7 separate regions of the Homo sapiens genome follow, and all the other regions are linked to region 3. The links are chromatin contacts, found by Hi-C or POLR2A ChIA-PET in ENCODE. All regions are on one chromosome and are shown on one strand. The core of a region is the stretch at or near the end of the contact, and the rest is flanking DNA. Distances in the headings are between cores, read along the strand shown. Region 1 overlaps SEPTIN9 (septin 9). Region 2 holds the start of FBF1 (Fas binding factor 1). Region 3 holds the start of JMJD6 (jumonji domain containing 6, arginine demethylase and lysine hydroxylase). Region 4 holds the start of SRP68 (signal recognition particle 68). Region 5 overlaps RNF157 (ring finger protein 157). Region 6 holds the start of SEPTIN9-DT (SEPTIN9 divergent transcript). Region 7 holds the start of UNK (unk zinc finger).

Region 1 (3,408 bases), core at 431-2,930, 600 kb after region 3:
CAGATGGGTGACCAGCAGGGGATCTGAGAGCTGAGCAGAGAGGCGTGGGTTTGGGGGTGGTGCTCCCTGGGGAGCTGGAAGTGATGGCACCCTCCCAGGCTCACAAAACACGGGCTTTTCATGAACTGAACAAAACACTCTTTGAAAGCAGCCAGTGCTGTGCCCCAGAGACCACTCTGATCCCTGCTGCCCTTGGCTGAGGACAGCACAGCCAGGGATGAAGCGGGGACCTCCCCTCGGGCTGTGCCTTGATGAAAGATGCTTTCTACAAAATCCCATTCGGATGTGTTTTCATGTAAGAAAACGTACATTTTTAGAAACTCAGTTGTAAACTGGCTGCCTTCCGAATGAACACGACAGTCCCGGAGCTGTTTCCCTTAATGAGGTTCTCGTCCTGGGCAAACTTTAGCGCTGGTCTTTAATTGTCACTGAACTCCCGCACAGTCCCTGGGGAAGTGACTTCCTTCCTGTCCCTGCTGGGTGGCCTTGAGCAAGCCACTTGGCAGCTCTGGGCCGCAGTTCCGTCATCTGCAAGGTGAGGGGTGGGAGCGGCACGGCCCCTAGGCAGCGCCCCCACCTCCTGCGGGTTTCTGCGCGTGTCCTGAGTTTTGTGGGCGCCTCTTCCCTCACTGAGGGGCTCTTCTTCTCTGCAGGGCATGGCTCACGCCGCGTTGTCAGGCTGCAAGCCACTGCGAGAGCTGCTCTGATCCCCAAGCATGCTCTGGCCTGAGGAGGAGCCATGGGGAGGACGCTGTGCCTGTGTGACAGAGGCCTGCCCGGCAGATGCCGGCCCGCTGACTTCCAGACGTGGCTGTGGGTGCCTCATGCCCCACTGGGCTGGCGTGTGAGGCGTGTCCAGCTCAGGCTGCCCTACAGCTGCCCAGGAAGGGTTTGTGGGAGGGGGTGGTCCTACCCTGGTGAGTCCACGGTGGTCTGCCAGCCCCAGGGAAGGCTTAGGAGCCCCAAGACCTGCCCTCTTGTCCCTCCCTCGGCAGTGTCTGGCTCCGGTCTGGTTTGTGAACGGGGGCCTGGGTACTCTCCCGCCCTCCCTGGGGGCTGTGGCCTTCCCCTGGGAAGGTGCTGGAGGGTTTGTCAGCAGGGCCGGCATGAGTCATGGAGTGGTGACTGGCCGCTGAGGCATGGAAGGCCACTCCTTCCAGCCAAGGGTCGGAGCTTTTTTTTTGTTCTGGAACGGCTTTGTGGCTTTTACAAATTAAGCAGTTTTATCTTGTTCCAAGAGCTTGTATTTCAGCAGGGAGAGAGTCTCCAAGAAGGGAACTTTCCACTGGGGAGCTCTGTTGGGCTGGGAGGCTAGGAACAGGCCACGAGGGAGGGCTGCAGGCAGGGGAAGTGGCCGTCTGTGCATGGTCATGAATGCAGGCCCGGGGTCCTGGAGGGGGCTTGGCCACGCTGTCGCTGGACGTCTGTCCCCACCAGGGTCCATCTGATGCAGTACGGCACAGGGTAAAGCCCAGCTCCTCTTACGGGGTTCCTGGGTCATCAGTGGGCGGGGAACCGAGGCCTCCTGGAGGGCGGTGCCTCAGCCCTCACCCCTCCCTCCTGTCCCTCGCTGTGCTGTCCCCGATGGCCTCTGCCATCCCCTGGGAGTTCTTACCCCTGGACGCTCGGTGCCTGTCCGGTCTCAACCTCTCCAGCTCTGCTTTTCCATCTCCGAGGTGAGAGGCCTGGCCTGACGCGCTCTGCACCCGCTTCCTGCCCAGCCCCGTGGGAACTCTGGTCCCTGTAGTGGTTTCCTGGGGCTGCCATCACCAAGTGCCACAAACTGGGTGGCTCAAAACACCAGACATTTCTTCTCTCGCCGTTCTGGAGGCCAGAAGTCCGAAATCACGGCATCAGCAGGCCTGGTTCTTTCCGGAGGCTCCGAGGGGGAGCCTGCTTCTCGCCTCTGGCAGCTTCTGGCGGCTCCCGAAACCCTTGGCGTTCCTTGGCTCGTGGCCACACCACTCGACCTCTGCCTCCGTTGTCACGGGGCCTCCTTCTGTGCCCTAAATCTCCCCCTGTCTGTCTCTCATACGGACAGTCTTTCTCGGATTTAGGGCCCACTGGGTAACCCAAAATGGTCCCATCTCAAGATCCTTAACTTCATAACGTCTGCAAAGACCCTTTTTCCAAATAGGCCATGTTCATAGGCTCTGGGGTGGATGTAAATTTTAGGGGCCACCTTTCATCCCCCTGTTGTCCCCGTGTGTCTGGATGCACAGCATGGTTCCATGTCCCAGACTCCTTGCTGGACCCCTCTGGCCCTTTGGGGTGGCCTTTGGCCTTTTCCACTCGTTTCTGTGCTCCTGGTGAGGTGTCGGGGTCGGGCTTAGCCCCTGCAGGAATTCTGGGGACAGCATGGAGCCGGCAACTCCCCACCAGGCGTCTTCCTACCTGCCCAGAGCTCATGGTTGTGAGGGGTCTCTCCTTGTGGTTTTGATTTGCAATTCCCCAGTGGTTAGTGATGTTGAGCATCTTTTCGTGTTTATTGCTCATTTGCACATATTCTTGCAGAAATGTCTGTCCAAGTCCTTTACCTGTGTTTGATTTGGATGATTGTTGTTGCTGAGTGTTAGGAGATCTGTAGATTAATATCCAGATACTAATCCCATATCTGACCTATGATTTGCTGCCATTCCATGGATTGCCTTCTCCCCACGTTGTTAGTGCCCTTTGATATGCAATTTTTTTTTTTTTTTTTGAGATGGAGTCTGACTCTGTTGCCCAGGCTGGAGTGCAGTGGCATGATCTTGGCTCACTGCAACCTCCGCCTCCCTGGTTCCAGCGATTTTCCTGCCTCAGCCTCCTGAGTAGTTGGGATTACAGGCACCCGCCACCACACCCAGCTAATTTTTGTATTTTTAGTAGAGACGGGGTTTCACTGTGTTGACTAAGTTGGTCTCGAACTCCTGACCTCAAGTAATCCACCCGTCTCGGCCTCCCAAAGTGCCGGAGTTACAGGCGTGAGTCACCGCACCCAGGCTGATATGCAAATATTTTAAACTTCTATGACGTTCCACTTTATCTATTTGTTCTTCTGTTGCCTGTGCTTTTGGCGCCATATCCAAGAAATCATTGCCAAATGCAACGTCAGGAAGCTTTTCCCCTGTGTTTTCTTCTAAGAGTTTTGTGGTTTTAGCTCTTGAGTTTAGGTCTTTGATGCAAGTTGAGTTGATTTTTGCATGTGGTGTAAGGGCTGGTCCAGCCTCATGCTCTGGGCTCTTGATTCACTTCTCTTCTTTTCTCACGCCCAGCTGGTTCCGCTGGGTGGCGGGGAGGAGTGGGGAAGTCCCGGGCTGGGCCTGCACTCGATCATCCCCTCTCAGGCCAGCCAGGGAGTCTCAGCTCCTGCCCAGGACCTGGCTGGACGTGCTCCCTACCGGGAAAGCCTGGGCCGTCTTTCTAGGC
Region 2 (3,562 bases), core at 20-2,519, 790 kb before region 3:
GAATTAGCTGTCTCCCTCCCCCTCCTCCACTTTACCAAAACCCACCTACAGGATGTCCTGGAAGAAAGGAGTCAGAGGGGTCCTCTTTATGTCCCAAGTATTGGCCTGTCCTGTTATTGGAATGCAAGGGTTATCTGGGCTTACCTACAGAGCCCACCCTGAATACATGTGTTTTCTTTTTTTTCTTTTTTTAGACGGAGTCTTGCTCTGTTGCCCAGGATGGAGTGCAGTGGTGCGATCTTGGCTCACCACAACCTCAGCCTCCCGGGTTCAAGCGAATCTCCTGCCTCAGCCTCCCGAGTAGCTGGGAATACAGGCACATGCCACCATGCCCGGTTAATTTTTGTATTTTTAGTAGAGACGGGGTTTCACTGTTGGCCAGGAGGTCTCGAACTCCTGACCTCGTGATCTGCCCGTCTCGGCCTCCCAAAGTGCTAGGATTACAGGTGTGAGCCACCACGCCTGGCCTTCTTTCTTTTTTTTTTTTCCAGACAGGGTCTCGCTCTGTTGCCCAGGCTGGAGTGCAGTGGCACGATCACAGCTCTCATAGCTTACTGCAGCCTCGACCTCCTTGGGCTCAGGCGATCCTCCAATGTCAGCCTCCCTAGCAGCTGGGACCACAGGCACACGCCACCATGTGCGGCAAATTTTAAAATTTTTTTTGTAGAGACGGGGGTCTCCCTATGTTGCCCAGGGTCGTCCCAGACGCCTGGCCTCAAGTGATCCTCCCGCCTTGGCCTCCCAAAGTGTCGGGATTACAGGCGTGAGCCACCGTGCCCGGCCTTGTTTCTTTTTCTCTGCAATGGCGACTTCACGACCTACAAGTCCAAATGTGTCCCATAACACATCAAGGAACTTCTGGCATCTCCTATCGATCCTGTACGGGCTTCTCAGACTATGGGGATTTTCTAGGCTTGGTTTGCCAAGGCCAAAGGGCTACAGAGTAACCCCGTCCCCACATGTATTCAGCCGACTCCATGCCAGGCGTTTTACAGATCCCGAGACCACCCCTAAGCAAGACCCCTAGCCGGAGTCGCCCCTCCGTCCCGAGACTCCGCGCCCCTCAATGCGTCACCCTTCTGAGCGCCCGGCCTATCTGGCCCCGGAGCGCAGCCTGTAACGCTCTCAGCCCCGGAAGCCTCCTGTTACGCGCCGTGCCCCCGGAGGTGCGGCCGCTGGGACCAGCGCCGGCCCTGGCTCCATTCGGGTCGCCCAGCCCGGCCAGGACTGGCCTCCCGCTTCCAGCCGCTGCCGGCACCCTCAGCCGTCTGGCCTCCCGCGGAAAGGCGGGCGCGAGGCATCCTGGGAGTCGCAGTCGGCGGTCGACTCACCCGCCCTCACAGAGGAGGTGGGGACGCCATGAAGAACTACAGCTCCCAGGGAGCCGCGCGCGGCAGTTGGCGGGGCCGGGCTTCTGCCGGCGGCGGGCACGTTGCTAGGAGCTGCCCCAACGCCTCTCCGGGAAGAGGGCGCCAGGCTCAAAGGCCCTCTTGGGAACTGCCGGGAAGCTTAAAAGTTCCTCCTGCCCACTTCTGAGGGCTGACACGTGGCCGACGCGGAGGCGTGAGAAATGTGTTGATATTGGGAGGTTGACGGGTGAATCCACAAATTCACCGGTGTTTATTCCACACCCCAAAGCTTGAGGGAAGTGACTGACCTGTTTAATGATCCAATCAAAGCTGTATAGCCAGAATGAAACCCAATACTGTCGCCCCACAAAAAGATTAAGTCACATTTTTTCTAGTATGTGCTAATTATGAATTTTATTAAGGTTTATTCAATGTCACAGAGGAAAGAACGGTTTGTAGTTTTGCTTACCCGCAGTGCTGGCAGGTCACAGCTGTCCAACCATGATCCATTCACATGCTCTGGCCCCGTGCCCCTCGTCCTCCCACCCCTACCCCACAGGACACCATTAAGCCAGGGCTGGGTAACAACATATGCTCAATGCATCTTCTCAGGTGAGAACCAAACTCGAGCCACAACAGCAAAGGGGGAAAAAGGTAGCAAAGTAATTATGTGCTCCCAAGGCAGTCATTTAGTTGAATCCATAACTGGAAATAAAAAGGCATTTATGAAGTGTAGTCCGCAGTCTGAATGTGGAAGGTGGAAGATCACACATTTACTAAGAAACACTCAAAACATATTTTGGTTCAGAATTCTAAAAAATCCCGAATTTTCCATGATCTTCCCAAGACAACCAATGACCCACTTAAATTTAAGGCAAAAACACCCTTGAATCTAGGAATGTGCACATATGCAACAGCTAACATCTGGTAACTCTAATAATGTTCCTTATATGTTTCTGTGTTTACTATCATGAACCATAGGAAGAAGTACTGGAAAATTTAGTAAGTGTGGACAGTTAAAAACACTGGCCCGGCACGGTGGCTCACGCCTGTAATCCCAGCACTTTGGGAGGCCGAGGTGGGTGGATCACGAGGTCAGGAGTTCAAGACCAGCCTGGCCAACTTGGTGAAACCCCTGTCTCTACTAAAAATACAAAAAAACTAGACAGGCATGGTGGCAGGCGCTGTAATCCCAGCTTCTCAGGAGGCTGAGGCAGAGAATTGCTTGAACCCGGGAGGCAGAGGTTGCAGTGAGCCAAGATTTCGCCACTGCACTCTACCCTGGGTGAAAGAGCAAGACAACGTCTCAAAAAAAAAAAAAAAAAAAAAAGCAAAACCCCACCATCAATATTTTAAAATAAAAAGTCGTTTTAGTCAATTACAGTGTGACTTGTTCTAATCCTCCAAGAATGGAGTAGTAAAGAAACAGCAGAAATGACTTCCCTGCATTATTTCATGAAAATGATCAAAACCTTTATCTAAGTCAGAACATCAACAAGACTCTTGGTCTCAGGTCATCAGTTTCCTGGCACTCCTCCTCTCTCTAGCTGTAGTAGCAGCTACTGCTTGAAGACAACCTATATATCCCAGGCATACCCTCTACACGTATAAAAAGATGTGCAGGTGTTACAGACCACCTACACCTAATTCACTTCCTTTCTAATAAGATGGATGGAATAACTCGGAAAAGGGAAAGGAGGGATTTTGAGCCGCAGTTGTCTAAAGAATTATTGATTCACAGGGATCTCCAAGATCATGCATTTGAAGAGTTTTATTTCTCCACCCAAAGCCCTGCAGTGAAGAAAATCCAAGAATTAAGATGTAACATGTTGGCTGGGTGAGGTGGCTTGTGGCTTATGCCTGTAATCCCAGCACTTTGGGAAGTGTGGGGGGAGTGGGAGTGCAGATCACCTGGCCAACATGGTGAAACTCCATCTCTGCTCAAAATACAAAAATTAGCCGAGCGTGATGGCAGGTGCCTGTAATCCCAGCTACTCAGGAGGCTGAGGTGGGAGAATCGCTCGAACCCGGGAGGTGAAGATTGCAGTGAAGTCGAGATCGCACCATTGCATTCCCGCCTGGGAGACTCCATCTCAAAAAAAAAAAAAAAAAAATTAACATGTTGGCCCAGTGCAGTAGCTCACTCCTGTAATCCCAACCCTTTGGGAGGCCTGAGGTGGGAGGGTCACCTGAGGCTAGGAGTTCATGACGGG
Region 3 (3,534 bases), core at 347-2,846:
CTCAGGAGCCCCCTAAATGAGTTCAATGTACAGCCGAGGGAGTACTCACTGTTTCCAAAAAAGATTAGCAACTGAACTCAGCGAGCAAATGCTGTTGTAGATAAGATTTTAACCACAGGCCGGGCGCGGTGGCTCACACCTGCAATCGCAGCACTTTGGGAGGCCGAGGCGGGCAGATCACCTGAAGTCGGGAGTTCGAGACCAGCCTGACCAACATGGTGAAACCCCGTCTCTACTAAAAATACAAAATTAGCTGGGTGTGGTGGCGCATGCCTGTAATCCCAGTTACAGGAGGCTGAGGCAGGAGAAGCGCTTGAACTCGGGAGATGGAGGTTGCTGTGAGCCGAGATCGCACCACGGCACTGCAGCCTGGGCTACAAGAGTGACGCTCTGTCTCAAAAAAAAAAAAAAAAAAAAAAGAAAAGGATTTTAACCACTTAGCTGCAGAATACTTTACCTGTAAGGGGGCCTGCGCTTCTCCCCAGCATACTGGAAAAGGTCATCAGTGAAAAACTTTGGCACCTTGTAGTCTTCCAAAAGTTTCCTTCTTTTAGGGTGTTCACCATAGCTGCTGTCAAAGATGTAAAGGGGACTATCATCTCGAGTGCTCTCCATGTACTCGATGTAGTATTTCATCTTCATCTTCACTGAGTAGCCATCGTTATCCTCACCACACTTGAACTTCTGGTTCCGATATTTCCTTTTTAGGCGCTCCAGAGTCCATTTCTCCTGCGCAGACCAGCCCTCTTGCGCATTCAACAAAACCACGGGCTTGTAAGGTCTTTCATACCGCTCCACAAATTCTTCCACAGACAGCTGTAAAGCATCTGCCCTTTCCACGTTATCCTGAGGGAATTAAAAAAGACCTGTCCAGTTAAAAAAAAAAAAAAAGTCCAGTGGCAGATAAGGGTGTCCCCAAGGCCAACTGGTAATGACAAACCGAAGGAAGTTGACTCTCGTCTGGCTCCTCCGGGGTGGGGGCAGGGCGCGTGCGTGAGGCCACGTCGTTCCTAGAGCCACCCCCCATGAGCCTTGACAGCCAGGTCCCCTAGGGGACCCGCCGCCCAAAGGAGTCAGGGACGACGGGCCTTCTAGTTGAGAGCGCCACAGGCGTGGGACTCCCGTCGTCCGCCAGAGCAGACGGGCGGCCACAGCACGGGAGGAAGCAGACCCGCCCCGGAATCCGCGCCTCGGGGACCCCAAACTCCGCGGGGTGCGGGTGAGCCTCTACGAGGTCCCGGGCGCTCGGGGCGAGGGCAGCCTCGGGCCCAGAGAAAGGTGCGTAGCGGCTGGAGGTGCCGATGCCCGGCCTGGCCACCCCCGCCCGACCCGCTCACCGCCACGGCCGCCGGGCTCAGCGAGAAGCTCTCGTAGTAGTTGTGCCGGGTCCAATCCAGCGAGTCCTTGAGCTCCGGCCGCGCACTCCGCTTGGCCTCGCGGATGCGCTTCTTGCTCTTGTGGTTCATTCTGCGGGGTCGCCAGCTGGTTCCGCTACGACCTCGGCGCAGCCCGCTTCCTGACACTAACGCACCCCTCCCCGGCCTGGGCGGCGGCGACGGCAGTACCCAAACGCCCTTCGCTCAGTCCCGGCGCCTTTAAAGTCGCCTTCCAGAAAATTCACTCCCCAGCCACCTCCCGAGCCTCGGGTTGGGCAAGCGGCCGCCGTCTTCCCCGCCCCGACGCCTCTCGCGGTTTTCCATTGGCTTTGGCTCCCCTGGGGTACTCCTTCACATACGGCGGGCCTCCGCCATGTTGGGAAGGTCACGTCGGCTGCGTCACCGCCCCGCCCCGCCCCGCCCCTCCCCTCCCGCGCTGCCGCTGTGCCCATCACTTCCGGTCGCGCCAGCCGCCCGTTGCCAGTTCTGCGCGTGTGAGTCTCTTTCGCCTTGCTCCGGGCTTTCTTCGCTCGCAGCGCGGCAGGGTTATCACCAGATCTGGGCTTTCCCCTTCTTGCCGTCAGGTGCTACGGCCACGTGGCCCGCGGCTTCCCGCTCGCGCAGTCTGGCAGCCCGGAGCCTTCCGCGGTCCCCCGCCCGCCCGGGGCCCAACGACGCCCTACTGGGCGAGCACGATTTCCGAGGACAGGGGGTCCGGGCCCAGCGCTTTCGATTCTCGGAGGAGCCGGGTCCGGGGGCCGACGGGGCTGTCCTGGAGGTCCACGTCCCGCAGGTGCGTGCAGCAGCACCCGCCAGGAGGCGCCTGAGGTCAGGAGCGGATGTCGGCTGACTTGGCTGGGTTCCTGAGGGACCGGGGGTGCGGACGCTCAGCTGCGCAGCTTCCTGCTTTAGGTTGACCCCCGGAGCAAAAACGTCGGATATGAAGCCCTTCGGTGCATTAAATGTCTCTCAGTAAGAATTTTGGAGACCCTGCCAAGAAGTGACCCTGGTCACTATGTTGGTCAGGCTGGTCTCGAACTGTAAGCTTAAGTGATCCTCCTGCCTCGGCCTCCCAAAGTGCTAGGATTACAGGCATGAGCCACTGCGCCGGGCCGGCTTTCTCCACATCGAATCTTTCCTGCCAGGAAAGTGACATTCTTGACTGACCTCTAATGCTTCTTTTGATCTTGTCCAAGGGTTTCTTGATTCATCCTTATCTCTCACTTTTGTGTGAGTTTTGGGATCAGGGTTTCCAGTTTTATTTGGTGCCCAAAGTGTTTCTTGGGTTGGACCTCGCTTCTTCCTCTAAGCTCACAGCTACAACAAAACTCTCAATAATAATTCTTTTTCTTTTCTTTTTTTTGAGACACTGTCTCGCTCTGGCGCCCAGGCTGGAGCGCAGTGGCGCGATCACAGCTCACTGCAACCTCCAACTCCCGGATTCAAGTGATCCTCCCGCCTGCCTAAGTGCTGGGATTGCAGGAGTGAGCCACCATGCCCTGCCTGTCTTCGGTTTTTCAAAGCACTTTCACTTTGCAGTATTTCATTTGGTTTTAACACCAGCCTGTGAGGCATGTCCCATGCTAAAGAAACAGCTTTAGAGAAGTTAAATGGGAGGCGGAGGCGGGAGGATCGCTTGGGACCAGGAGTTCCAGACCAGCCTGGGCAATATAGTGATACTACGTCTCTACAAAAAGTAGAAAAATTAGGCATCGTGGCTTGTGCCTGTAGCCCCAGCTACTCCGGAGGGTGAGGTGGGAGGATTGCTTGAGCCCGAGAGGTCGAGGCTGCTGTGAGCTATGATCAGGCCACTGCACTCAGGCATGAGCAACAGAGCAAGACATTGTCAAGAAGAAAAAAAAAAAAAAAGACTGGAGTGGAGGCTATTTCTGATTGTTTCCAAACAGCTTCACTTTTTTTTGCTAACTGCAACCTCAACCTCTGGGCTCAAGTGATCCTCCCACCTCAGCCTTTCAAGTAACTGAGACTACAGGCATTGGCCACCACACCCAATCTGGCTTCACGGATTTTTTTTTTTTTTTTTGGAGATGGAGTCTCGCTCTGTCACCCAGACGAGTGCAGTGGCACAATCTCAGCTCACTGCAACCTCCGCCTCGTGGGTTCAAGTGATTCTCCTGCCTCAGCCTCCCAAGTAGCT
Region 4 (3,607 bases), core at 44-2,543, 650 kb before region 3:
TGCTTAGAGAGTCTATGATTAGCACATGTCAACCAAGCTAGGCTACAGTTTGCATAAAAGTATTAAGGTTTTTCTTTCAAAAGAAGAATGGCCAGATTCTCCTTTTAATAATCTTAAAATATTTAAGATTATGTACTAATCTTTAGAAAGTCCAATGACCTTCATCTATATAGGTATAGTTTTAATGTTTCCTCAACACTTCTCTAGAGACATATTTTAAAATAGTGAACGCTAAAAGGACTCTTTAAATTACTAAAACGGGACAAAGAGATATAAAGGTCTCAGTAAAATCAGGGCTCGCTAGCGTCTACTTGGAACTATTACCAGTAATTCAAAATATTTAACTCCAAGCGCCTGAGAACTTTAAGCACATTAAGATGTCAAGTTGAATGTGTTATTTCAGAAACTCGCCTACGTTTTCTCCATTTGTTATTCATTTCAAAAGGTCACAAACTAGTACCACAAGCACTTGGTTGAGATACACACTGATGGAAACTAGAAACCGATTCCTCCAGCTTATATGAATGACTGTCAGCAAGATAAAATGCCTACAGACCGATCAGAAAAAAATGACACAATCGATATTAACTACGGTAACTTACAATCAAAATGGGCAACAAGCTTTTCCTGAGTCAATCTTTACCTCCACTTTCAAAGTATCGAGCTGTAGGTTTTACTACTCAGTCTATGACGACTGTCAGACAAGAGTATTAAGCCAAATGTCAAGACTGCAGTTTCCTCTCCCCAGTTCAGTGGCTCAAGGTGCCAAAGCAAGGTGCTCAAGGTGTCACTTGGTCACAAGCCCTCCAACTGGACAACTGCGGGGCACCAGGGGAAACCTGCCTGATATCCCAGTGCCACTGGAAGAAACGGACCTAGCCAGGACGGCGAGGGGGACACGAGGAAAGACTAGTCGAGAGACAGACCCCCCCCGGAATTCTGAGCACCAAAAGGTAAGGGCGAGAGAAACTGCAACCCTCGGCCTCTCCTGCCAGGACTTGTCGGGACCCGCCGCCTCTCCCGCCCCCAGCCCTCCAGTTCGACACGTAATCATTGCGAGTTAGGCCCGATTACTCTAGGATACTCTCCAAACTCAGGCTATCCCCAAATTCTTTGTTTGCCTTCGATCCGGCCGAAGGGCGTTCGTTTTCTTTATTTTCTTCCCCTCCGGCACCACGTCCACCGCCGCTACCGCCGCCGCCACTGCCACCGCCGCCGCCACTGCCGCCGCCGCCGCCGCCGCCTGGGACCTGCTTCTCAGCAGCCATCTTGCCCCTGCGCCGCAGAGCAAGACGGGATAGGGGAGGCGGGACGACCTGGGCGGGTGAGAGCTGGACCTGCCTGGCCGGGCTGATGGGATAGCGGCGGACTCCGCCGCCGTCGGCCCTTGCTGCAGCAGGGCGCCATGTGCTGGAGCGCGCCTGCGCGAGGGATCCTGTCATCCCGGGTCCGGAATTGTGGCTGGCTAGGTGGGGACTTGAGGCCGCAGTGAGACCGTGGCTGCTGAGATCTCAGGGGGCAGTCCCACCTCCCACCCACTAAGGGCGGAGAACCGGAGGTGGACCCCAGGTCCTGCATCCTGGACTGGGGATCTGGTTCACGTCCTGCCCAGCAGAAAGCAGGAGACCAAAGATACTGGATTTCGGGGTGTCTGCATCCCCAGGGACTCAAGAGATGGGGTCCTCCCTACCGGAACGGGACACCCCGTCCGTAAGGGACCCGCCTCTGCCTGCCCTTTCCTCTGAGGCTGGCCGTAAGAACGCCAAGCCGGAGGAAGCGCTGCGCAGTCAGCAGACGGTGTCCTAACGGGGTGACTTTCTCAGACCGCTTGGGGCCGTGGACCACTGCACTTTGGGGCCGTCAGTCCAAAGAGGGAGAAGTGTTGAGACATGGGAAAATATGAATTTTTGCTTTGCACCTTCTAGAGTCTGAGACCTGGGATTCCAATCCCCGCTCCGTCATTAGCGGCAGGGACATGTTGGGCACGTAACTTAATCTCCCTGTAAATCTGTTCCTTCATCTATGAAATGGGGATAACCAATTTAAGTGGTTGTTAGGAAGATTAAATGACGGATTTTTTTTTTTTTTTTAGATAGAGTTTCGCTCTTGTTGCCCAGGCTGGAGTGCAATGGTGTGATCTCGGCTCACTGCAACCTCTGCCTCCTGGGTTCAAGCCATTCTCCTGCCTCAGCCTCCCGAGTAGCTGGGATTACAGGCGCCTGCCACCACGTCCCGCTAATTTTTGTATTTTTAGTGGAGACGGGGTTTCACCATGTTGGTCAGGATGGTCTCGATCTCCTGACCTCGTGATCCGCCCGCCTCGGCCTCCCAAAGTGCTGGGATTACAGGCGTGAACCACCGCGCCCGGCCCTGAACTCTATTTTGAATTTCCTCAAGGTATACGGAATAAGGTCAGGAGAAAAAGAATAAGGATCTGATGCATTCAGATTTAACTAACTCTCCCATACATCTCATTCCTTTCTCAGCAGATCCCTCTTAGAAGGAAGTGTTACCATTTCCTTGTTACAGCTGAGGAAACTGAGGCATGGAGCCAAAGACAGAGCCTGACACAATAGATGCTCAGTATATTGGATTGAATTGGAGGGAAAACGTTCAATGGGTAAGAGAAGGGAAAAAGGTGGCCGGGCTCGGTGGCTTACGCCTGTAATCCCAGCACTTTGGGAGGCCGAGGTGGGCGGATCACTTGAGGTCAGGAGTTTGAGACCAGCTTGGCCAACATGGTGAAACCCCATTTCTACTAAAAATACGAAAATAAGCCAGGCGTGGTGGCAGGCGCCCGTCATCCCAGCTACTCGGGAGGCTGAGGCAGGAGGATCGCTTGAACCCGGGAGGCGGAGGTTGCAGTGAGCCGATATCATGCCACTACACTCCAGCCTGGGCGACAGAGTGAGACTCTGTCTCAACAAATACAAATACAAAAAACTAGCCAGACGTTGTGGCGGACGCCTGTAGTCCCAGCCCCTCAGAAGGCCGAGGCAGGAGAACCGTTTGAACCCGGGAGACGGAGGTTGCAGTGAGCCGAGATCGCGCCACTGCACTCTAGCCTGGGCGAAAGAGCCAGACTCCGGGGCCCCTCATCCGCCTCCGCCCCGCGTTTCCTCCCCCCGATCTCCCAGGGGTCCTCTTTTGAGGGCACCCCAGCCCCTCGACGGTCCCGGGATATCCTGCACCCCTGCCAGGCTGCAGGGAAGCGCCGAGGCGCGCGGAGTGCGAGGTCCGTGCTCCCTGCGGCGCGGCGCACACGCAGGGTCCGGGGTCGACCCCTCCACCGCTCCGGCGTCTGCCGGGGAAGTCAGTCCGCCTGGTCAGCCCAGAACCCCCGACTGCGGGGGCTGGAGCTCGGAAGCAGGTACAAGCGCCACTCTCCGCCTGCGCCGTGGAATGCGCGCCGGGACCACTCCGCAGCCCTTCCCCCAGCGCCGCCGGCCGCTGCTGGGGACAACCTCGCCCTCCTGTCTCTTGCTCCTCCTCCTGACCCCAGCGCACCCCCATCCCCGCCCCAGATGAGGCAAGGCTCCCTCCGCCTTCAGCCCGGCAGAGTCGCACTAGGAGTTGCAGCGGCCGCAGCCCCGGGAGCTTCCCGCTC
Region 5 (3,312 bases), core at 379-2,878, 540 kb before region 3:
AGCCACCACACCTGGTCTTTTTATTTTTATCTTGGTAAAATACACATAACATGAAATTTACTATCTCAATCATATTCAAGTATACAGTTCAGCGGCATTAAGTAACATTCACATTCGCATTATCGTGCGGCCATCACCGCCATCCAGCTCTAGTTTAGGTATGCTCTTATTTCACATTCTCGAAAGGAACAACATGCCTGCCCCTCTCACCAGCCTGTAAGTTCCGTGTGTATGCTGGAGGACAGTCCAACATGCCGGAGAAATACAGTAGCCGACTGAAAAATGAAGAATGTCAGTTAAACAAACTGACATTCTACAGATAAAGAAACCGAGACTCAAAAGATTCACGTAATCATCCAGGGTCCCAGAGCTAATGAGCAGCAGAACCACAATTTGAACCCAGGTACATCTGACTCCAAAAGCCATACTCTATTGCACTGCTTCTACTGTAGGGCAAGTCTACAGGCTCTTCTAATCCTAGGAGTGTTCCAGGGACCTGAGCAGAGTTCGGGGAGTCTGAAAGTTATACCATCATGGCAAACAGTACTGAATTCTGTGAAGGTTCTGGAAGCTAGCCAAAAATCTCCAATGGCGCCCTATGCTTAGATGGCAGTATGTACAAAATCATACCACGCACCACACTCCTTTCTATCTTTAACAGGAGTATCTAAGGTCTTCTTAGAGAAGAGCTTTCTTGGAGCACAGTATGACAAAATCTTTGTCTATAAGATCTAACAGTACCTGCAGAAGATACAAATGTACACTGAGGGCAGGGTGATGTCAGAGAACACTGCCAGCAGCCACAGCCACAATGGATACGTCAGTCAGCGTTTACCTTCCACCCAAGATGCTCAAAGATGTGTTACTGCCAGATAGTTCTAAAATATGGCGACTTCTTCACTAAATTGTTTTCAAAAAATGGTCGGGTGCGGTGGCTCACATCTAATCCCAGCACTTTGGGAAGCCGAGACAGGCAGATCACCTGAGGTCCAGAGTTTGAGACCAGGCTGGCCAACATGGTGAAACCTCATCTCTACTAAAAATACAAAAATCAGCTGGGTGTGGTGGCGTGTGCCTGTACTCCCAGTTACTCAGAAGGCTGAGGCAGGAGAATCACTTGAACCCAGGAGGCAGAGGTTGCAGTGAGCTGAGATCACACCACTGCACTCCAGCCTGGGTGACCGAGTGAGACTCTGTCTCAAAAAAAAAAAAAAAAAAGAATAAATAAATAAATAATTTTCAAAAAACAAAGACATTTACCCATTCATTCAGCACTCTCACTATATCCTGAGTACTGAACTAGGCCTGAGGGACACAGTGAAGAGTCAAGCAAACCTCTCTTAGTTCCATCTGTAAAGGGGCGTCAAGCTTGCATCTGGTGCCCTGCATGCTTGGATACAACATCCTCCTGGGACTGGGCTGCTGTGTCTGTCCTGAAGTAAGCCTGAATCTGAGAATAACTTAAATCCCAAACATCTCAAACCCAGAATGGAAGTAGAGTTGGGCTCAGCCAGAAGACCTCTTTTGGTGGACCTCAGGCGTTTGCTGACGAAGGCTCTGTGTGTTACGTGAGCAACTCCTCTTTGGCTTTTGACCCTGGTGCTCATCAGCTTCCTTTTACCAGCACATCACATCGGCAAAGCGCCACCTGGTGACGAAAGATGAAATTGCCAGACCATGCCCAAATGCAGGCCAGAAGGGTGCACGTGCATTCACATACACATGGGCACACACGCATTTAGTCTGTGTGTGTGTGTGTGTGTGTGTGTGTGTGTATCAATCACATGTCCTAGATTTTTTTTTTTACCATTCTGATTTCAAATATTACACTACTCCTACGGTTGTACTATTTTTGCTGTAAAAAAATATGGTCACAGTACATGTGAAAGGACATCTTACTCTGTGTGTAAATTATTAGGCAATTCCCAGTAGTCTACAAAAAAACACAATAATCCATTCATCCCATCCATAAAAATAAAGTTAACTTCAACATAAATCTTTTTTTAAAGTATATACTTTGTTTTCATTTGCTATTAGATTCAGGCCTCGTCTCATATATATATATATATATATATATATATGAGAGATATATATATGAGAGAGATATATATCCTATATATCCTATATATGATATATAGGATATATAGGATATATATATCCTATATATCATAATAATATGAAAACTATATTATTACCATCAATTCTCAGGTAAAGAAAGTATTGATATTGTATACTTCTGTTGGTTACTTTTCGCTCTTGTTGCCCTGGCTGGAGTGCAATGGCACGATCTTGGCTCACTGCAACCTCCGCCTCCCGGGTTCAAGCGATTCTCCTGCCTCAGCCTTGCTTCCCGAGTAGCTGGGATTACAGGCGTCTGCCACCATGCCTGGCTAATTTTTTTGTATTTTTAGTAGAGATAGGGTTTCTCCATGTTGGTCAGGCTGGTCTCGAACTCCTGACCTCAGGCGATCCGCCCGCCTCAGCCTCCCAAAGTGCTGGGATTCCAGGTGTGAGCCACCACGCCCGGCCTCACGTGGGAATATTTTTGAAAACTGCAGATCCCAGGGCCCTGTCACTAGAATTCTGATTCAGCTAGTTTGGGGTAGGAACTAGGAATCTGTATTTTAATAAACATTCCAACCAATTCTGATGCAGGTAGGTTAGAGACCCCACTGAAAGAAAAAATGCTGGTCTTCTGCAGCTAATAATATTTAATTATATACCAAAATAAATTCACATAAAGTTTTTTTTTGTTTTGTTTTTTAGAGGTAGGGTCTTGCTATGTTTCCATGCTGGAATGCAGTGGCTATTCACTGTGACCATAGTGCACTACAGCCTTGAACTACTGGGCTCAAGTGATCCTCCTGCCTCAGCTTCCCGAGTAGCTGGGACTACAAGCAAGTCATCACAGCTGGCTAATTTCTATCATTTCTTCCACATTAAAAAACATTTATGGATATAGAATAATTATAGCTTTCTACATTTATTAGCTGGGATTCTACTGTAAGGAAGAGCTGTCCTTTATCATTCAATTATTCAATTATTTCTTCATTTGTTTAATTATAAATTATGTATTTATGTAATTTATTTTATATTAATTTTTTTACTTAAGTAAAAACAAAAAACCCAAAATACCAAAAATATGCTTCCAAAGACAGGAAACCATTTTAGACAATTTATAATTAAAATAGCAAAGTACAGGCTGGGAGCGGTGGCTCACACCTGTAATCCCAGCACTTTGGGAAGCTGAGGTGGGCGGGTTGGTTGAGGCCAGGAGTTTGAGACCAGCCTGGCCAGCATGGTGAAACCCCG
Region 6 (3,204 bases), core at 1-2,500, 560 kb after region 3:
TCTTCCGTGCAAGTTTTGCATCCTCTCACCACTGCCTGCGTTACCCGAGTTGTAAAGGGCGGCTCCCTGTGTCTGCCCCGCTGCACCGATACACCGAGCTGCGCACGGTGCCCAGCGCAGGGAGAACAAATGATCATCTGTCCAACGCGCCCATTTACAGGTGAGGAAACTAAGGCTCCAACTCAATCGACGCACTCTGCCCTTTTGATTACCAGAAAAGTAGCAGGACAGGTGTCCTGTCCCGCCCTACCCCGGCCCACTAAGCCGGCACCCCGGCTCCGACCCCCGGCTGTGCCCGGCGCCGCCGCGGTGCCCGGCGCCGCCGCCTCGCCCGGCGGGGCCGCCCGGAGCGCCCGCACCTCCGCCCGCTTCCACCTGGCCGGGCCCGCCCCGCCCGGACTCGGGACTGGGAAGTGCGGCGACTCCCGGAACCAGCCATTGGCGCCAGCGCGGGGAGCTGGGGGTGCAGAGCTGCGGGCGCGGCGGGCCACGCAGGCGGCCCCCACCCCCGGCCTGGCCTGGTCTGGTCTGGTCTGCGCTGCCGCGCGGGGGCGCCCCCTCCCAGGCCCGGCGCCCGCCAGCCCCGCTCCGCCAGGTGCAGCGCAGCGCAGGGGTGGGCGGGGGTGGGGCTCGGCGCGCACGTTCACGGGGCGGGGAGGGGGCGGGTCAGGGGCGGGACCACAGCCGGCTGGGCCGGGGTTCTATGCGCATCTCCGGGGAGGGGCGGGGCGGGGGCGGGGCCGGGGCGGGGCCCGGTCGGTGCACTCCAGACGGCGGGCCGCCCCCTCTTCCCGCCTTCCTACTACCGGCCCAGGATTAGCGCCCTGGGAGCGCGCGCCCCGCTGCCTCGCCGCCACACTTTCCTGGGAGCGGCGGCCACGGAGGCACCATGAAGAAGTCTTACTCAGGTGGGCTTCGCGCCCGGGGTGGGGAGGGGTCGGTGTCCCGGGACCAGCGCTGCTCACCTGAGTGCCTGCGGCCGGGAGTGGCGAGGCGCCCCCGGAGCTGAGCGAGTCCCCGCGGCGGGCACACTGCAGGTCGAGTTCCTCCCAGGACAGGGCCGCTGTCGGGCCGCTTTCGACCTGAGCCGACCGTCCCCTGCGCTGTCTCCAGCCCTTGCTCGAGTGTCGGAGGGGCTGCCCTGGGGGACGCTCCCTCTTCCTCGCCCCTTGCACCCTCGCAGGAATCGCTGACTTTCCAGGTCGGCCGGGTGCTTTGGGTCCCTGTGCGTCTGTGTGGGTGAATGGGGTCGGGGCTAGGTGGAGGGGTGTCCTTGGGTTCAGCCTCTAGGGCTGGTGGTCCAGGCCGCAGCATCCTTTCTTCGGATTCTCTTCGGTTTCTCCTCTACTTAGTGGGGCACGGGACGGCCTCCAGATGGGACCGTCCAGCAGCGCCCAAACTTGGCGACTCGGGTTCACGTTTTGCGCTCAGGACGCCGCCCGCGGCTGACATCCTCACTCCACCCTAGCAGGGCCCGCCTTAAGTAGGCGAAGGGGGCCTGACTTGGGCCTCACCATGAGCCGGTTCAGGAGCTTTCATTTCATAAGAGGCTCCCGCTCTGGCACTCTGAAGTTCCATTTCACAGATGGGCACACCGAGGCCACAAGGGCAGGTTAAGAGAAATCCAGATCTTCATTATTTGTCTTTTCCTTCCTTTTTTTTTTCCTTTGTGGTTTTCTCCAAAGGATCCAGGCAGGCAGGATCCTTTGTCCTCCTCAGTCCTCAAATTATAAATAGCGTCTCCTCTTCTAAATCTAGAAACCGTTTGTTTAATGTCCCTCCTTTAATTCATTCAGATAGAAAGGTACCTGCCAAGGATCCATGAATTAATTTTTATTGATAGGAGAACAGAATCATGGGCCTTAGTTGGAGGTGAAGGAGTCATCGGGGCCATCCCCCTGCCTTTGGGCCATTGTCGGTTTCCTCTGGCTTTCCATATTTAGGAACCAAAATGAGTGATAAAGTACCTTGTCTCAAAGAGGATTACTCAGAACTTCCCCGAAAATACCCTTCTGGGTCAGTAGCTTAGAATTTCAACTTTCACCCGGTTGTTGCGAACAAGATGGCCCTCTACGCACCCGGAGCACAGCTCTGTCAGGAGCGTGGGTGGGTTGGTGTGCTGGTGGGCGGGAGCGGGCTTCCAGGTGGCACATGCTTGGTTTTGGCACCGGGGCTTCCTCCCCAACATGCTCCAAATACTTGAGATTGTTGTGGGGATCGCGCGGTGCATGGCCCTTTCCAGGGGATCTCTAGCCCGCCCAGGGAGGGCCCTTTGCCCTTGGTTTCTTACACTTTACCTCCCACTGGTGGGTCCAGACAGTGGGGGTGACCGGGGTCCTCCCAGGTCGTGGGTCCTGGGTTTTTTCTGCGGAGACCCTCCTGCACAGATGCCGGAAGGGCCCTGAGGCAGGCTTGGAGTCTCTGCACCTGCGGCTTACTGGGAGGTGGGGAGACCATCACTTGTCCTTTTCTCCTCTCCTCCACACACACCTACCCCACCCCTCACTGGGTTTCTTTTTTTTTTTTTTTTTTAAAAAAAAGGACAGAACCTTTTGCAGTAGGTGGAAGTAGAGTTTGTGGAGTGAGCAGGAACCAACTCTTGTACAGCAGCCTCGGTGCCTCCTTGTGTTTACCTAAAGGGGCAGGCCCCTCTGAGGATGGGGGAAGGGAGGGCTCAGACCATTTCTGGTTTGCTCCCTGCTTGGCAGTGGCCCAAGGTGTGCTGGGTCACTGTGTTGCAGTTGTATGGAGTGGGACTGGAGGGGGCTGATGGTGGGGGTGGCCTCTTGCCCTCATTCTGAGTGTCCTGGAGCTGTCTTGGCACCAGCCCTTTTCCGGGTACGGGCACTCGCAGGAGTCAGGCTGACCCCCCAACAAGCCATCGACACCATGAAATTAAGGAAAGCAGCAAAAGATGTTAAAAATCCCCCAAGGCTCTGACAATCCAAGGACAACAGGAAGGTCTTTATTTTTTCATCTAGACTGTGCGGGATTATTGCTTCCAGACCTGTATGTGGGCTTCAGAATAAACGGAATGACCATAATGTTGTTCCCGGTAGACCTGGTTTGAACATTCGTGAGCCTCTGAAAAGGAGAAAGATTTTAGAAGGATGTGTTGGGGCAATCTCAAGTACCGTGGGTCTATAGACAGTCATCGAAGACACTTTATGTGCTGGGCACACATGGCCAAGTCTGAGTGGGTAC
Region 7 (3,403 bases), core at 652-3,151, 940 kb before region 3:
GAATTGCTTGAACCTGGGAGGCAGAGGTTGCAGTGAGCCGAAATCACACCACTGCACTCCAGCCTGGGCAACAGAGCAAGACTCTGCCTCAAAAAAAAAAAAAAAAAAAAAAAAAAAAGGCTGTCTCTCTTACTTCGTAGTCATGCAGGTATGTTTCACTTTTTCCAGATTGGTACAACGGAGGAAAAGCAACACAGGAAATGAGGAAGAATAAAAAATGTTTATACAATGAAAAAAAGCAGAAGAAAACAAAACAAACAAAACCCAACAGTGAATGTGATGTAGTCTTGTAGGCTACTGTCCTAGTTCCTCTTGTTACCAACTTGCTGAGTAACTTTGTGCAAGTTACTTAGCTTCTCTGGGTTTCGGTTTCCTCTTTTGTAAATTAAGCAGTTTGGATGATATCATCTCCCAACTCCACCAGTACACACTTATTCTGAAGCTCATGATATACATCTATTATTTAAAATCCAGTGCTGTGAACTCTATTTCTTCAGTCAGATCACACTTGAGTATTGTGAGGCTAACATAAACCAAGTAACTTGCGTTTAATCATAGGATTAAAGCAATATACTACAACTTTTATTTGTCCTTTTGTAATTTTTCATTTTCAAACGCCCCTAGTGGCTAAACGATTTAGCCTGTTTAGGAAAAACCAGTTTCTCAACTCTGTGATGTGGCTTCTGATGTGAGGGAACTTGGAGCTAAATAAAATAAGTATGTGTCACTCAAACATTAACGATTTTCCATTAGCCCCACCACCCTTCATCCCTAAGGTTATTTGGAATGTGTTTCTTTAATGAGATAATCATTTGTTAATATAATCCCATCTAAGAAAATATAAATCAAAACCAGTGGATTTGAAATAGATTCAATATGAAAAACCAAATTAAATGACAACGGTTAAAATATCTACGGAGAACATTCTAAAACTCACAGAAACAAATGCCTAGGTCTGGGGCATCTGGCTTATTTTATAAAGTGAAGAACTTTGCTTGACTGGTGGGAAGCAGAGAGGGGAAAGATAATGTCCCAAGTAAAAAGGCTGACGTCCAGACAAGAAAACTAGAGTGGATAAATACGGGCACGCCCTACTCAAACCCAGGCCTTTCCTCTGGACCCTGTGATGCTTCTCAACACTGGCAACTTGTCAGTGTACCTCAGAGACTATTCTAGGCGGAGATTAAATTCGTCCTTGGCCCTTAATGTACTGGAAACAAGTTGGTCAGGCCAGGTGTCAGGCTGAGAAAGCACACAAGTCGTGGAGTTCCAGGTGTCGAGTTTGGCAAAGGTAAATGAAGCGCCTCGGCAAAGGCGCGGGAACTGTAGCGTGCGGTGTACCTCCTCCTTAGCAAAGCTTTCTCAATGCCTCTTAGGTTAGACCCGCCGCAGGGATGAAGGGGTTGCTGGCGGATTGCAGGTGCCTGCAGCACAGGGCCCAGAACTAAGAACCGACAACACAGATTCTTAAGCCCTGCTTGGAGCACTGCTCTGAGCTGGCATTAGAACCGAACCTAGCTGTACTAAGTATAAAGGCAAAGTAGTTATGACACTGTTGGCAGTGAAATTATACTTGGAACTCTTTCGCAGAAATCGCTAGGGCCTCCCTAGCTCTGGGCCCCTTCTCCTCCAGGCGCTCCAGTTTCATGGAAAGGCTTCCCTATGAAACTGAAAACGCGCTGGTAAGAAGGAGAAATGCGACCGGACTGCAATTCCCAGAAGCCGTCGCAGGCCCTCAGCATCCGGGACACTAGCAGCAAGGATCCCTGGGTATTGTGGTCCTGTGCTTTGCCAGCAACCCTCTGCCGACGGTAAAATTCCAGCCGGACATAGAACCACAACTCCCAGCAACCCCTGCTGCCGTGTGGGGGGTCTTCACGTTCTCGTGGCGCGGCGCAGGCGCACTGGGTCCTCGGCGCGGACCGCGCAGACTGAATAATAAAAGGGGAGCGGCGAAGAGGCAGGAAGACAAGACCATGTCGAAGGGCCCCGGGCCCGGCGGCTCCGCAGCTTCCTCGGCGCCCCCGGCCGCTACCGCTCAGGTGCTGCAGGCACAGCCCGAGAAACCGCAGCACTACACGTACGTAGAGCCCCCCCCCCCCCGCCGCGCGCGCACGCCTGACGTCAGCGGCCAGCGTGAGTCACGCGCGCAGGGAGAGCGCGAGGCGGCCTCTTCCTCCCCCCCTTCCTCCTCCGGCCCGGCCCAGACCGGTTCCAACCTGCTGGGGCCGGTCCCAACTGCCTCCAACTGCCACCAACCTCTGGTCGGGCTGTGGGGCGGGAAACTCGGTCCCGGCCGCCGAGTGGGGAAGGCGGGAGCTCGGGATGCAGAGTGCACTCTCCCTAGGCCAGGCCTTCGAGGCCTAACTGTTCCTCAGACCATAAAACCACAGTAGTAGGCTCCTTTGGGGCAGTGAGAAGTCCAAGACACAACCAAGAGGAGTTCCGTGGGGTCCAGCCCCAGAACCCACCTATGAATGATGATTAACGTGAAGTCCTGTCAGGAGATTCCGTGCAGTTTGCGCAGGAAGCCTTTTGTGTCCCTAAGGCTCGTAGGTTGTCCACGAGGGCCACACTTGCTTGAATTCACAGTCGACGTAGATAAACATGCAAAGATGGAAACGTGTCCGTGCGTGCCCATGACCGTTTCCCTCGCGGGCTGTGCGGAGCCTGAGTCTGGGAGCCCGAAGGTGATGGGTTCCAAGTATGTCTGCAGGCTCAGCAGAAATGTAGCATTAGAGGGAGCCCCAAATACTGACACTACAGGAGTCCAGCAGGATGGGAAAACCTCTTCCTGGAAGTCTTGCATCTGTGTGCTTTTAGGTCGCTGTCTTCATTTCCTTCAAGCCACGTTAAGCATTCCCTAGAGTTAGGTGATGTGGGAGAAAGATGAATAAGGGGCGGTTTCTCCTGTTAAGCAAAATGTTGCTTTCCATTTTCCCTGATGCTCTGTGAATGCCTCTCATCCCCATGGGCTCCTGAGTGATGTGCATGTTTAAAAGGATCCCCAGCTGCGAGAGGTTTTGGAACCTGGGGGGTTGAACAGCTCTTAAGTTGTTCAGTGAACGAAGAACAGAATCATCTGTTGGAGTAGAAAGAACTCAAACCAGTCAGGAGGAACTCTTGTTATAGAAGACCTTGGGAAACTGTTCTGGGGTTGGGGAACATTGGTTATAGGAAGTGTATGGTTTCTTTGTGGGATTCTTTGTTGTTGGCTGAAATCATTTAAGCTTCTTGACTACAGTCTGACTCACGTTAACCATTCCTTTTCTGATATGGACATTGCTTTCCTGGTCCTTTCTTACTGGAGATCTTTCGCAGTCTTTCCATTGATTTTGGTGAGATGTTCTTAGCTCAAAGACTACTGATGAGTTGAATGGTGTAGTCTTGATTTTCGAATCTG

Evidence for each region. Hi-C counts contacts between places; a loop is a spot of excess contacts on that map. ChIA-PET counts read pairs that join two places held with the same protein, here RNA polymerase II (POLR2A). Pooled maps may share reads with other maps.
Region 1: a loop to region 3 is called in a map with no recorded cell type, with 18 times the contacts of the local background. The contact joins the enhancer-like site here to the promoter of JMJD6 in region 3. A Hi-C loop is called at or near these places in 8 of 37 single-sample maps with no recorded cell type and 8 of 50 pooled maps. POLR2A ChIA-PET finds 5 or more read pairs at or near these places in 2 of 52 experiments (MCF 10A and T-cell).
Region 2: a loop to region 3 is called in a pooled map, with 12 times the contacts of the local background. The contact joins the promoter of FBF1 here to the promoter of JMJD6 in region 3. A Hi-C loop is called at or near these places in 7 of 50 pooled maps. POLR2A ChIA-PET finds 5 or more read pairs at or near these places in 2 of 52 experiments (activated B cell and naive thymus-derived CD8-positive, alpha-beta T cell).
Region 4: a pooled map shows a loop between it and region 3 (7-fold over the local background). The contact joins the promoter of SRP68 here to the promoter of JMJD6 in region 3. A Hi-C loop is called at or near these places in 8 of 50 pooled maps. POLR2A ChIA-PET finds 5 or more read pairs at or near these places in 2 of 52 experiments (B cell and HEK293).
Region 5: a loop to region 3 is called in a pooled map, with 3 times the contacts of the local background. The contact joins the enhancer-like site here to the promoter of JMJD6 in region 3. A Hi-C loop is called at or near these places in 7 of 50 pooled maps. POLR2A ChIA-PET finds 5 or more read pairs at or near these places in 3 of 52 experiments (HEK293, HepG2 and naive thymus-derived CD8-positive, alpha-beta T cell).
Region 6: a pooled map shows a loop between it and region 3 (5-fold over the local background). The contact joins the promoter of SEPTIN9-DT here to the promoter of JMJD6 in region 3. A Hi-C loop is called at or near these places in 1 of 168 maps with a recorded cell type or tissue (PC-3) and 3 of 50 pooled maps. POLR2A ChIA-PET finds 5 or more read pairs at or near these places in 5 of 52 experiments (A549, AG04450, H1 and 2 more).
Region 7: a loop to region 3 is called in a map of CD8-positive, alpha-beta T cell, with 28 times the contacts of the local background. The contact joins the promoter of UNK here to the promoter of JMJD6 in region 3. A Hi-C loop is called at or near these places in 7 of 168 maps with a recorded cell type or tissue (B cell, CD4-positive, alpha-beta T cell, CD8-positive, alpha-beta T cell and 4 more), 13 of 37 single-sample maps with no recorded cell type and 21 of 50 pooled maps. POLR2A ChIA-PET finds 5 or more read pairs at or near these places in 1 of 52 experiments (T-cell).

Annotation. Positions count from the first base shown.
Region 1 is chr17:77,322,136-77,325,543 of GRCh38, forward strand. All of the region lies in intron 2 of SEPTIN9 (septin 9), which reads left to right. Among named protein-coding and RNA genes, the nearest start is that of SEPTIN9-DT, 42 kb to the left of the region's middle. RefSeq lists a silencer at 1,449-1,622 and enhancers at 2,909-3,178, 3,289-3,408. Within about 2 kb of position 1,681, at least 37 of the 41 ENCODE cell types and tissues checked have a DNase peak (open chromatin) inside an H3K27ac peak, as active enhancers do.
Region 2 is chr17:75,939,773-75,943,334 of GRCh38, forward strand. FBF1 (Fas binding factor 1) reads right to left here and starts at 1,270. Exons shown (of 30, transcript NM_001319193.2): 1 at 1,076-1,270. ACOX1 (acyl-CoA oxidase 1) reads right to left here. Exons shown (of 14, transcript NM_004035.7): 14 at 1,735-3,562. RefSeq lists a silencer at 1,039-1,308 and an enhancer at 1,419-1,488.
Region 3 is chr17:76,725,010-76,728,543 of GRCh38, forward strand. JMJD6 (jumonji domain containing 6, arginine demethylase and lysine hydroxylase) reads right to left here and starts at 1,597. Exons shown (of 6, transcript NM_015167.3): 1 at 1,338-1,597; 2 at 458-846. The coding sequence starts at 1,466. METTL23 (methyltransferase 23, arginine) reads left to right here and starts at 1,830. Exons shown (of 5, transcript NM_001080510.5): 1 at 1,830-2,169. RefSeq lists enhancers at 1,470-2,099, 2,730-3,358 and silencers at 1,521-1,650, 1,761-2,210.
Region 4 is chr17:76,071,224-76,074,830 of GRCh38, forward strand. SRP68 (signal recognition particle 68) reads right to left here and starts at 1,294. Exons shown (of 16, transcript NM_014230.4): 1 at 1,085-1,294. The coding sequence starts at 1,268. GALR2 (galanin receptor 2) reads left to right here and starts at 3,558. Exons shown (of 2, transcript NM_003857.4): 1 at 3,558-3,607. RefSeq lists enhancers at 581-1,408, 1,407-1,456, 1,409-2,236.
Region 5 is chr17:76,180,708-76,184,019 of GRCh38, forward strand. The region is part of intron 2 of RNF157 (ring finger protein 157); the gene reads right to left. Among named protein-coding and RNA genes, the nearest start is that of FOXJ1, 41 kb to the left of the region's middle. Within about 2 kb of position 1,629, at least 2 of the 41 ENCODE cell types and tissues checked have a DNase peak (open chromatin) inside an H3K27ac peak, as active enhancers do.
Region 6 is chr17:77,280,647-77,283,850 of GRCh38, forward strand. It overlaps SEPTIN9-DT (SEPTIN9 divergent transcript), which reads right to left and starts at 1,251. Exons shown (of 3, transcript NR_136503.1): 1 at 966-1,251. It overlaps SEPTIN9 (septin 9), which reads left to right and starts at 853. Exons shown (of 12, transcript NM_001113491.2): 1 at 853-908. The coding sequence starts at 890. RefSeq lists a silencer at 1,184-1,347.
Region 7 is chr17:75,782,905-75,786,307 of GRCh38, forward strand. It overlaps UNK (unk zinc finger), which reads left to right and starts at 1,902. Exons shown (of 16, transcript NM_001080419.3): 1 at 1,902-2,080. The coding sequence starts at 1,977. It overlaps MIR4738 (microRNA 4738), which reads right to left and starts at 1,703; the gene lies at 1,617-1,703. RefSeq lists enhancers at 254-433, 1,996-2,574, 2,164-2,563, 2,575-3,152 and a silencer at 1,964-2,103.